Regions from separate parts of the Homo sapiens genome. Here region 1 is linked to region 2. The links are chromatin loops, found by intact Hi-C in ENCODE. Cell type or tissue: mammary epithelial cell. All regions are shown on one strand. Each heading gives the region's core, and the rest is flanking DNA. Links, peaks and the distances in the headings are about the cores only. Region 1 overlaps CCK (cholecystokinin). Region 2 has its middle 71 kb from the start of CCK.

Region 1 (5,382 bases), core at 215-5,214, 80 kb before region 2:
AGCTAGCAGGAAAAGAATGGTTAGCGAGGGGAAGAGGGATGGAGGGGGAAAAGGTTGGGAGTGATCTTGCCTAGGATCACACAGCTGGGTAGAGGAGGAGGAGGAGGAGGAGGAGGGCAGGGCAGCGGGCATGGCTTTGTGGTTGTGTGAGTTCTGGCCTCTTTAAAGTGGAGTTTAGGAGTGGCTGGCTTCTCTGTAAGAGTTGCTCAGCTTAGTTGCAGAAGCCTGATGTGGACCCCTGAGAAACGGCTGAGGAAGTCCTGGGTTTCATGTCCTGGTTCCAGGGACCCTGCAACAGCAGGTGGCATAGAGATAAGAGCAGGGCCCCTGCAGTTAAAAGGTGCTGTCCTAAATCCAGCATGGCACTGAAAGCATTAGGGGGACAGGTCTTTAGGCTCTCTGCCTCCCCTGCCCAGGGAGCTCCATCAGGCCCCCTCCAAGACTCCACACATGATCACACATGCTGATTCCACCTTCATTGTGTAGGTGCAGCTTCCAGACAAGGCTCAGAGGCCCTTCTCTGCCAGATGGTGGCTCTAAGTCCTTTCATAGAGAAGTTCCAGAACCAGCTGCTTATATCCTGGCACTGCCGTTTGTGGGCAGCATGTGCACCTCCAAGACACTTAACCTCTCTGAGCTCCTGTTTCCTCTTGGAGGAGTGGAATCATGATTACCTTGCAGGATTGGGACTGTCTCCTAGGTTGATGCTTGTGAGAATCTTTGTACAGCACCCAAGAGGAGGCCAGGAATGTTCTTTCCTTTCCCTTTCCTGCATTAGAAGAAGTTGTGAAAGGCTTGGAAGTGGGCAAAGGGGATGACTGGGTGTCCTTTCAGTGGAACACTGGGCATTTATCTGATGCTGCTGGGGTCTGTGTCTTTGACTGGGTGACTTATAATCCCTGGAAAACTGATAGAAATGCAAACAATTCTTGCCTATCAAAACATAAGTGTGGTGGCTCACGCCTGTAATCCCAGCACTTTGGAAGGCAGAGGCAGGTGGATTGCTTGAGCTCAGGAGTCTGAGACCAACCTGAGCAACATAGCAAAACCCCATCTCTCTAAAAAGTACAAAAATTAGCTGGGAGTGGTGCACACACCTATAGTGTCAGCTACTTGGGAAGCTGAAGTGGGAGGATTGCTTGAGCCTGGGAGGTTGAGGCTGCAATGAGCTGTGATTGTGCCACTGCACTCTAGCCTGGGCAACAGAGCCGAGACCCTGTCTCAAAAAACAAAAACAAAAAACCCCAAAACCTAAAGAAACATAAGTGAATATTGTCCTCTAATGATACAAGTAACTTCTGTTATGGATAACAGATTATTCCAAACAGTGTAGTTTCTTGACCTATGGATATGAACCAGTTTTCTCTCTGTTAGCATTCCTGGCTGTCTACACATGTCTATCCTTCAGATTCTGCTTTGAAATGATTGTGACATCTTACTGGTTCCTTTATTAATTGATGAGTTAAATGATATCTTTGACATATGTTCATTTTGTGTTGTATGAGTCATGACTTTACCTTTGAAAATGGTATTTTAACACCCACTTCCTTGATGATTCATAAATCAGTAATTTAGATCAGACTTTCACCATCCATTCCCCACTGCTGATTCTATATTAAATTCCAAGTCCTTCACTCATCCCCCATCCCCAATACACAAACAGCACACACACACACACACACAGGCACATAACCCCTATACACCCATAAAACTAGTGATTTTTGCAAGGGGAGGTGGCACTAAAAACCCAGGCATCTGGATATTTTAGACTGAATGGGGGTTGGATACCTAAGATATGAGGCAGCCTTGGAGACCAAGTGTAGGGACTGAATGAGGTGGTACCTCGGGAGGGACTAATATAGTGTTCCCTATTTGGAGTAAGTTTTACACTGAATCCCAACTTCAGCTCAAGTGAAAGAATTGTACTGACCAAGTCTTCCTGGGCCTCCCTCCCAGTGTCCTGTCCCCAACACTAAGGAAGGTGGCACTGAGTGCCAGTAGCGAGTGGTACCGGGCTGGGTAAGGTTTTAGATTTGCCAGTATTGTTTTCAATGTATTTCCCTTGGGGGCTGCCAGGTTCTGTTGCACTAGGCACCTGGGGCCTCTGCTGGACAAGGATCAGAGGGTCTTGGAGGCCTCAGCAGGAAGCATGGAAAGGTTGCACTGGGGGTGGTGGGTACTGGATCATCTCTGGGTGTCGCCTTGGACTATTTCCCCTCACTGATTTCTACAGCGAACCAACAGACAGATTGGCTTCTGCTCTGTATAACTACCAGAGTCTCCCCAGCACTTTGGAGTCCCACCAACTCCAAAACATGGCGGGGCTCAAGGAAAAGCGATTATAGGCTCTTATCTGCACCACTGCAGCTCCAAGTGCGGTCTGCAACCAGCAGCATTGACATCACCTGGAGCTTGCTCAGGCTCCTGCCCAGACTTGTTGAATCAGAATGTGCAGTTTAACAAGATTCCCCGGGTGATTCCTGTGCACTCAGTTGGAGAAGTGCTAGAGTGATGAAGGTCCCGATAGCCTAGGAACATTAAGCCCTCCAGTCTGTGAATCTCCTTAGCTGGGGCATAAGGGGCAGTCACTTTCACTCTTCAGAGCCTGTTTCCTCATCTGTAAAGAAAGGATGATAACTTCTGTGCCACAGAGCCATGGAGTGATCAAATGTATGCAAAACCATGGCCAGTTACTGCCTGTAACTTGTTTAAAGGCCAAGAGAACCCCAAGGAAACCCTGATGGGAGTAGGATTGGTAAATAAGATCGGGGATCAGGGTGGCCAGGGCTGGGCTCTGGAGTTGCCCACAGATGGCCCTTTCACTGTCCACCTGGCCTGTAGCAAAGTTAGCTCCAAGTCTGAGCTGCATTTCCCAAGCCCTTTCTGGGGACATCTACTACAAGGATTTGTCCCAGTGTAGCATCTATCAGGCTTCCCTCCTTGCATGTTCTGAGGACCAAATGGAGCCCTTTGCCCTCAGTAGACGCAGGGAACGACAGGGCAGAATGAAATCACTTTAATAGCATAACAACATTTTCAGACCAGGAGTCACAGATGAAGAAAACATTTTGTCTTCCATTTGCACAATTCTGGTGAGGTGTGTGGTTGCACTGGACAATCTTACAGACACATTTTTCACATTGAGAACTTAATAAATAGATACATACAATGTCAAACTCCACAGACAATGAGTTATGAGTGTGATTGTTTTCTTATTCTGCCTCCTCTGGGTTGGGAGGTTGCTTCCCGTTGGGCTGATGGCGGCTGGGTCCTCTAGGAGGGGTACTCATACTCCTCGGCACTGCGACGGCCAAAATCCATCCAGCCCATGTAGTCCCGGTCACTTATCCTGTGGCTGGGGTCCAGGTTCTGCAGGTTCTTAACGATGGACATTCGTCCAGAAGGAGCTACAAGGAGCAGGGAGGAAGGAAACAGGGACATTGCATCTAAAAGCATCTCTAGTTCAATTTGGGAAGGAGAGCAATGGAAAAAGCCAGACGCAATATAACAGACACCACCTTAAAGGTATCAAAGAGCTATCAAAGTAGTGGAACTGATGGACCAAAATCTGAGAGAGGAGAAGGACCAATGTCTGTGTAACTGGAGAGAGGACAATATATTTACAAGTTAGGGGTGTGCTTTGCGTTCTGCAAGTATTTAGGTGGATTCATTTTCTCTAGCCTTGCAGTCTGGGGACTTGCCTAGATTTTCCTTAGTCTCCCTACCGTTTGCTTTCTTTTGGTAGATGGGTGTTTTCCTTTTGTAGATGGCATCAGCAGAAACCAACCAAAGATTTTTCCAGTACTTAATTGTTCCTAAATTCATCCCTTAATATCCATCAACATTCCTGACTCCTGGAGAGCTCTTGTTATTAAGGTGGCACAATTATAATATCTTGATGTTGGAATGGTTAAAAAAAAATCGTTGGTGGGAGTGTAAATTAGTTCAACCATTGTGGAAGACAGTGTGGCAATCCCTCAAGGATCTAGAACCAGAAATACCATATGACCCAGCAATCCCATTACTGGGTATATACCCAAAGGATTATAAACCATTCTGCTATAAAGACACATGCACATGTACGTTTACTGCAGCACTATTCACAATAGCAAAGACTTGGAACCAATCTAAATGCCCATCAATGATAGACTGGATAAAGAAAATGTGGCACATTTACACCATGGAGTACTATGCAGCCATAAAAAGGATGCGTTCATGTCCTTTGCAGGGACATGGATGAAGCTGGAAACCATCATTCTCAGCAAACTAACACAGGAACAGAAGACCAAACACCGCATGTTCTCACTCATAAGTGGAAGTTGAACAATGAGAATACATGGACACAGGGAGGGGAACATCACACACCAGGGCCTATCGGGGGGTGGGGGTTAGGGGAGGGATAGCATTAGGGGAAATACCTAATGTAGATGACTGGTTGATGGGTGCAGCAAACCACCATGGCATGTGTATACCTATGTAACAAACCTGCATGTTCTGCACATGTACCCCAGAACTTAAAGTATAATAAAAAATAGATAAATAAAGCTCCTTTGCTACATAAATACTCTTTTAAAAATATGAATTTGAAAGTTATATTCAGAAAGCTTTTGTCATTTATCAGTAAGTGTTTTGAGTTGATGATCATTTTATTTTTAATGATAAATCAATATCAATTAAAAATGATATTCAGAAAAAGACTGTCGGATTAAATCTTGGCACCTCAGTAAGACTCAAAGAAGGGGGGGAGAGAGGTGATAACAAAGGTGATTTAAATCAGCAATTTTGACCAAAATGCAATAACTGAACCTGAAATTGTCCCATTGGGATGGAAGTTAAGTCTTCAGGAACAGTGTGATCCTTTTGTAGAGCTCACACTGAGTGAGCAGGGACATGAAGAGGCAGTTTATTTGGAGACATGAGACAGTCCTAGCTCAAAGTTCATAGACAGAAGCCTCCTGGGGTATGAAATCAGCAGAACACCTTCTCCTGTGCAAGCTCAGTCTTAAGAAAGGCCCTTCAGGGACTTCAATGGACAAAGCCCAGGCCAAATCAAGGGTAGAGGAGTGGAGGACCACTCAATGACTCCCACTGTGTTGGGGGCCACTGTATCCCCACCTCCTGTCATGCTGGTCTATATCCCTTCTGCATGAGGCTGCCCTTGCCAGCTCCTACCCATAGGCTGAGTAGAGTCAGACTATGGCTTATGTGTTGATAAATGAAAATGCAAAGGCAGTTACCCTGGGTAATGAAATTAAGCAAGTTTAATTAAAAACAGAAACAACACAGAACAACGTCCCCACCCTTTCTCTCCCCAACCCCAACCCTTCCCAGTTTTGGAACCAACAGTCAATTCAGCACATTTCAGGTCTTTTTGCAGATATC
Region 2 (5,382 bases), core at 110-5,109:
CCCTTTTTGTTTGGAATTATGTTCTATGTATGGTTTACTTTTGTTCACTAAACAATGTATTTACTTAGTTATTTACTATTTTTTTTCAGCCTGAGCAACATAGTGAGACCCCAACCCTACAAAAAAATTTTAAAACTTAGTTGGCCTGGTGGAGCACACCTGTAATTTTAGCTACTTGGGAGGCTGAGGCAAGGGAATCACTTGAGCCCAGGATGTCAAGGCTGCAGTGAGCTATGATTGTGCCACTGTACTCCATCCTGTAGATTCTCTTACGTTTTTTTTATTTTTTTATTTTTGGTGACGTCTTGTTGCCAGGGACTAAGAATCCTGGATACCTTCTCAGGGCACAGCAAGGAACTCCATCTCACTTTGAAAAACAGGTACAGAGTATTTCATGAATAATTTATTTAACTATTCATCTACACTTTTAGGTTGGTTCTAATATTTATGTTTTGACTGACAATGTTCGTCTTATTTGTCTAACACTCTGCTAGCCCAGATGATGAGGAAAGTGGTAATTAATTCAGCAAATGGATTAATTACACTCTCATATTAACCACCACCTCTCTTCTGGATATGCTATTTAAAAATACTTATTGCTATTATATCTAATTAGCACTGCATTTGGGTTTTCTACTGTTACTGTTTTAAAAATTCAAGTAATTTCATGTTTATGATGAAGCTTTTAATGGATTAGATAAAATGGGAATTTACTAAGAAGTTTCTGGGACCCATCTGTGGTAGTGTGAACTAAATATTTGACCCTTGCTCCCACGCTCTGGCTTACAACTCCTAATATCCTTAGAATCTCCAAAGCGAGGTATGCTATTGAGACTGGTGGCTGGCAGCCCCTAGGTAGCTTCAGGATGGGGGCTCATCACAGTGAAGACCAAGGCACAATTAAGAGGGTTGAGACTATTCAGCCCACCCATAACCTCTTGGGAGGAGAGGAGCCAAAGGTTAATTTCACTAAAGGCCAATTAGCTAATCAAGCCCCCATAAAAGCCCAAAAGGACAGAGTTTGGAGTGCCTGTGGAAAGCACACCTCAACTCCATGGGGACAGACACTCCTGTGCTCAGGACAATTCTAGGCCTTCTCAAATGTGTCCCTTCATCTGGCTGTTTATTTGTGGCTGCTCTTCAGTCATATCACCTCTATTCCAGCTGAATTTTACAATTCAAATCCATGATTTTATATTTGTGAGCATTAAATTTTGTCTGGCTTGCTTTGGCCTGTGCTTCCTATCTATTGATCTTCATTTTGTTGAGCAACACAGTTTGCTGTTATCCACAGTTTCCATCTGCAGGCCTTGCTCACCCAGGGTATGCGAGTCATCTGTGGCTGGTACAGAGTCCATGATGTTCCAAGGAGTTACTCATTCCATCTGTACTCATTCAGTCTCCATCTTTTAGGGGTTATGCTATCCAGATGAACAAATATAGGTCCTCAGCTCAGGAACTTCCTTTCTATATAGAAGGAGGCTGGAATGAAGATAGATGGCCATCCCAGTAGAATGTGGTCTATGGCAATAGAAGAAAGTGTTCTGGGGGCACAGGAGAAACATCCAACCATTATGGGATGGCAGAAGGTCACAAAAGACTACCAAGATTCACTGCTTAGTCTTCTACCAAGTTTTTACTGCCGCCCTAATTCTCTTTGCCTCTTTTATGATAACACTCACTTTGGAGGGCCACCCTTCCCTGATTGCTGTCTAAGCCTTTGGGCAGGGGCACCCACTGTCAGCTCCAGGGAGCATTACCCAATCAGTAAATTCCAAAGCCCAAGTTGCCAGACTCAGCATGGAGCAGACATCATGGAAGGGAAGTAAAAATCAAAAGATACATCAATTTATGTGTTCTTTATTCCCTCTGTTTCCCCCTTCCCTTCACCTCATTGAAGTCAGCTTGGTGGTCATTGCTTCATGGGAGGTATGTGGCAAGTCAGAAAACAGAACTACCCTAGAAGTCTTGCTGGCTTTTTATACTTAGAAGTGAATTCCTGAGAATAATTTAGTTGAAGAAACAGGAAAGGAGAAGGATTTTCCCCAGACTAAAAATAGATTGTTCCCGCTGGACGCGGTGGCTCAAGCCTGTAATTCCAGCACTTTGGGAGGCCGAGGTGGGCGAATCATGAGGTCAGGAGTTCGAGACCAGCCTGGCCAACATGGCAAAACCCCATCTCTACTAAAAATACAAAAAAAAAAAAAAATTAGCTGGGTGTAGTGGCGGGCGCCTGTAATCCCAGCTACTTGGGAGGCTGAGGCAGGAGAATCGCTTGAACCTGGGAGGCAGAGGTTGCAGTGAGCCAAGATCATGCCACTGCACTCCAGCCTGGGTGGTAGAGTGAGACTCCGTCTCAAAAAAAAAAAAAAAAATTAGATTGTTCCAGGCTGGGAAGAAGAGAAGAGTGCTGTGGTGGCAGGATTAGAGGTGCATTACCCTGTTTTTTTGGTAGCCCTGTTAGAGCAAGATTCCAGAGAAAGACACATTTCAGAAAGACTTCCAGCACAGGAATAGTTGAGACCTGCCTAGCCTTGAAGGAGTCAGGAGGACAGGATAACAGATGTCATTGTGACTTCCCATAGGTACTGATGACTGAGGACCAAATAGCTTTCCCCTACTCCCAGTGCCTTAGAAAGACCCTAGGCTTGTGTGGGGTTCCCAAGAAAAGCTGAGGTTGTTTTTCTTGTAGCCAAGCAGGGCAATATTTGTATTTTTTGTAGAGACAGAGTTTCGCCCTGTTGCCCAGCCCTCAGGCCCAGGGCTTGAGTTGGAAATTAAGTAGAGTAGTGGACTATAAAGTAAGTTCTAGTTATTGGACTCCTTAGTTCATGAGCTGAAAGGTACACTCATCGCACACCCAAGGATATTTTAATTCCCTTCTGCCCCTATTTCATTCCACCTTCTTTCCTTTCAAATGGTTTCTAAGACAGTGTAATCAAATAATCACCTTGGAGCTCCATCTAACTCATATAGTGTCCATCCTCAAATTTGCTCTGTCCTGTACAGCAGTGTTCTTAGTAAAGCAACATTAGACAAAACTCAGCACCATGGTAGAGAGAGGCAGATCCCACTCTACCCACCCAAACACCACTGGACACACACCAATAGACAGCTTTGAGGACAGACAATCCAAACAGCATTCCAAATCCATTTTTCTGGGTATCAAAAGTCAAAAGAAAGTTATTTAAGTGACTCAAATAGAGATTAAGGCTTTATTCAACGGATACACATCAGAGAGATTAAAGACTTTGTTCAACTGATACATATCAGAGAGCATCTAGAGGACAGCTGACCCTAGATTAAAGTGGGGTTGGGATTTTATAAGACAGGGGAAAGCTGAATGCCTGAACTAGTGGTTTTGGCTTAGGTAGCATTTTTCACTTTCATCAAAACTCATAGTTGGAGGTCATTCCACTTTTGTGCCTCTTGCTTAAGTCATTGGTAAAATTCTAATACTATCAAAATAGTATTTTCTACGAAGTATTTTGGCAAGCCTCGTGGCTTAAGGAAAAAAATTCCTGGACATATTTTAAAAATAATTATACTGAGGTATCTGTGGGAGTTGTTTGCAAAGATGCCGAGGGGACCTGTGGCTCACTGGGCCTGAAGAGCTGTAAACCAATCTGACTTTACATGGATTTGTGATAGAGGTGAGGAAATGAGAGGTTTAGAGGACAGGAGGCTGCAGCCATGACGTTTAAGGCTTTGGAGTTAAGGCAGTTGCAGGTTATGCCAAGTTCTAGGTGGCCATGACTTTCTTTCTGAAGCATTAGGTTGAAGCATATGCAATAATTGACGTTGTTGGTCAAAACCAGTATAATATCAGGAATTTTATAGGGCTCAACCTAAATAAATATGGGCAAAAGTCAATATGGTTGAGTTGCTGAATTTGGTTTCAGGCCAAAGAACCTTGCTTATATATATATCCTCTGTCCCTCTAACAAAACAACTAGCTAGTTTTATCTTTTCACTTTTCTATGTTCACCTCACCTCACTGCTCATTTGCTCTTGGAAACCTGGCTGTTGTGTTGGAAAAAAGTGGATCTAGTTCTGCCTTTGCCATTGGAAAACATACTTTGAGCTTTGTCCATCTCAGATACTTCAAAAACCCTTGTATATGTCATTCAGTCTATGTGATTGAAATCTAGGAGCTATCACTCCTAAATTGAGAGACAGAAATAAAATTTTAAAACAATTTTCTTAACAAACATATTACAAATAATTAATCTTAAATGGCAGCAAAATGTATCCCTGGTGTCTGAGCCAAAGTTAATATGTACACTTTTCAGAGCCCCTGCTAAGCTGCCTATTGCATTTGCTGGAATATGGCACTAACAGGAGGAACCGCATTCTCATGACCAGATACTAAATGAACATCATTCCAAAGAATTACCATAATATCCTTTATATCTTATAATTGTATGAACTGACGCAAGCAGCACTGTCCGTCAAAGGCTTTATAAATGGCACAGAAAATAAGTACCCTGTGACTGGCATCTATTAACAAAATGAACACCCCAGGCACACTATTTCATTACTCCCACTGGCTCCCAGAGGTATAATTAGGGTTGAATTTTTCATGAACATAAACATTATTTTCTTTGTCCACTATGCTATGCTTTGTGCCTGATTATTTTCAATACTCCACTCAGAAAAACAGAAAAGGAGAGAAGACAGGCATATCCTCACTGACTGAAAGTGATTCTGTGGCTTGCTTTAAGGGTGCCCAGGCCCCTAGCATGGAGCTTGGCGTCCACTTTCAGGCAGAGCTCTCCCAGACCTGCTTTGCCCACTCCTGGCTTATGCTGAGGTTGGAGAAAGACCCAGCATAATCATCTGGAGCTCAGTATCTCTTGCAGAACTCCCAGGTTTTGGAGACGTAAATATATGGTCTTCACTGTTAGTCTACCTACTCTATAATTTTTAAGTCATTTTTTAAGAAAAATAAAAGTGATACGGCTGTGATTGTTCTTGTTCTTCCTCTCGGTTTATTTGGTTGGATGATATCTGGTCTGATTTGCAGACATGTTTGAAATGCTTTGCCAGTGGAATTTATCAGCCATTGCCCCCAGAATCTTACTAAAATATAAATCTAATAATGCCATACTCTTGCTTAAAACCTTTCAATGATTTTCTATTACCAATGAAAGAAAGTCCAAGTTGAACGGCATAGCCTGTGGGGTCTTTGTAAGATGCCCCTGAATGATCTCCATCTATGTTTCCTGTCTCTCCCTTAACAGGCAATCCACTGTCTAGCCACATTAAAGGTCTTATGATTCTCTAATTGTGCCTTTCTTTTACACAATCCTGGGATATAATTTTCCTACATCTCCACCTTGCTAAAAGTAACCCTTAAAAGTAAAATCAAGCCTTGGTGTT

The links. Peaks named below come from ENCODE experiments on the same cell type or tissue, not always from the same donor. Only the 100,000 strongest peaks of a DNase experiment are listed, where the experiment ranks them.
Region 1: a loop joins it to region 2, with 5 times the contacts of the local background. A loop is called at or near these places in 1 of 110 quality-filtered maps.

The regions. Positions count from the first base shown.
Region 1 is chr3:42,254,825-42,260,206 of GRCh38, forward strand. CCK (cholecystokinin) reads right to left here. Exons shown (of 5, transcript NM_000729.6): 5 at 3,002-3,407. The coding sequence ends at 3,274. Among named protein-coding and RNA genes, the nearest start is that of CCK, 8.7 kb to the right of the region's middle. RefSeq lists an enhancer at 914-2,113. In mammary epithelial cell, for the core only: no CTCF peak of the experiment used is centred there; DNase peaks (open chromatin) are centred at 1,557 and 2,427; H3K27ac peaks cover 667 bases.
Region 2 is chr3:42,334,977-42,340,358 of GRCh38, forward strand. No RefSeq gene overlaps it. Among named protein-coding and RNA genes, the nearest start is that of CCK, 71 kb to the left of the region's middle. In mammary epithelial cell, for the core only: no CTCF peak of the experiment used is centred there; no DNase peak of the experiment used is centred there.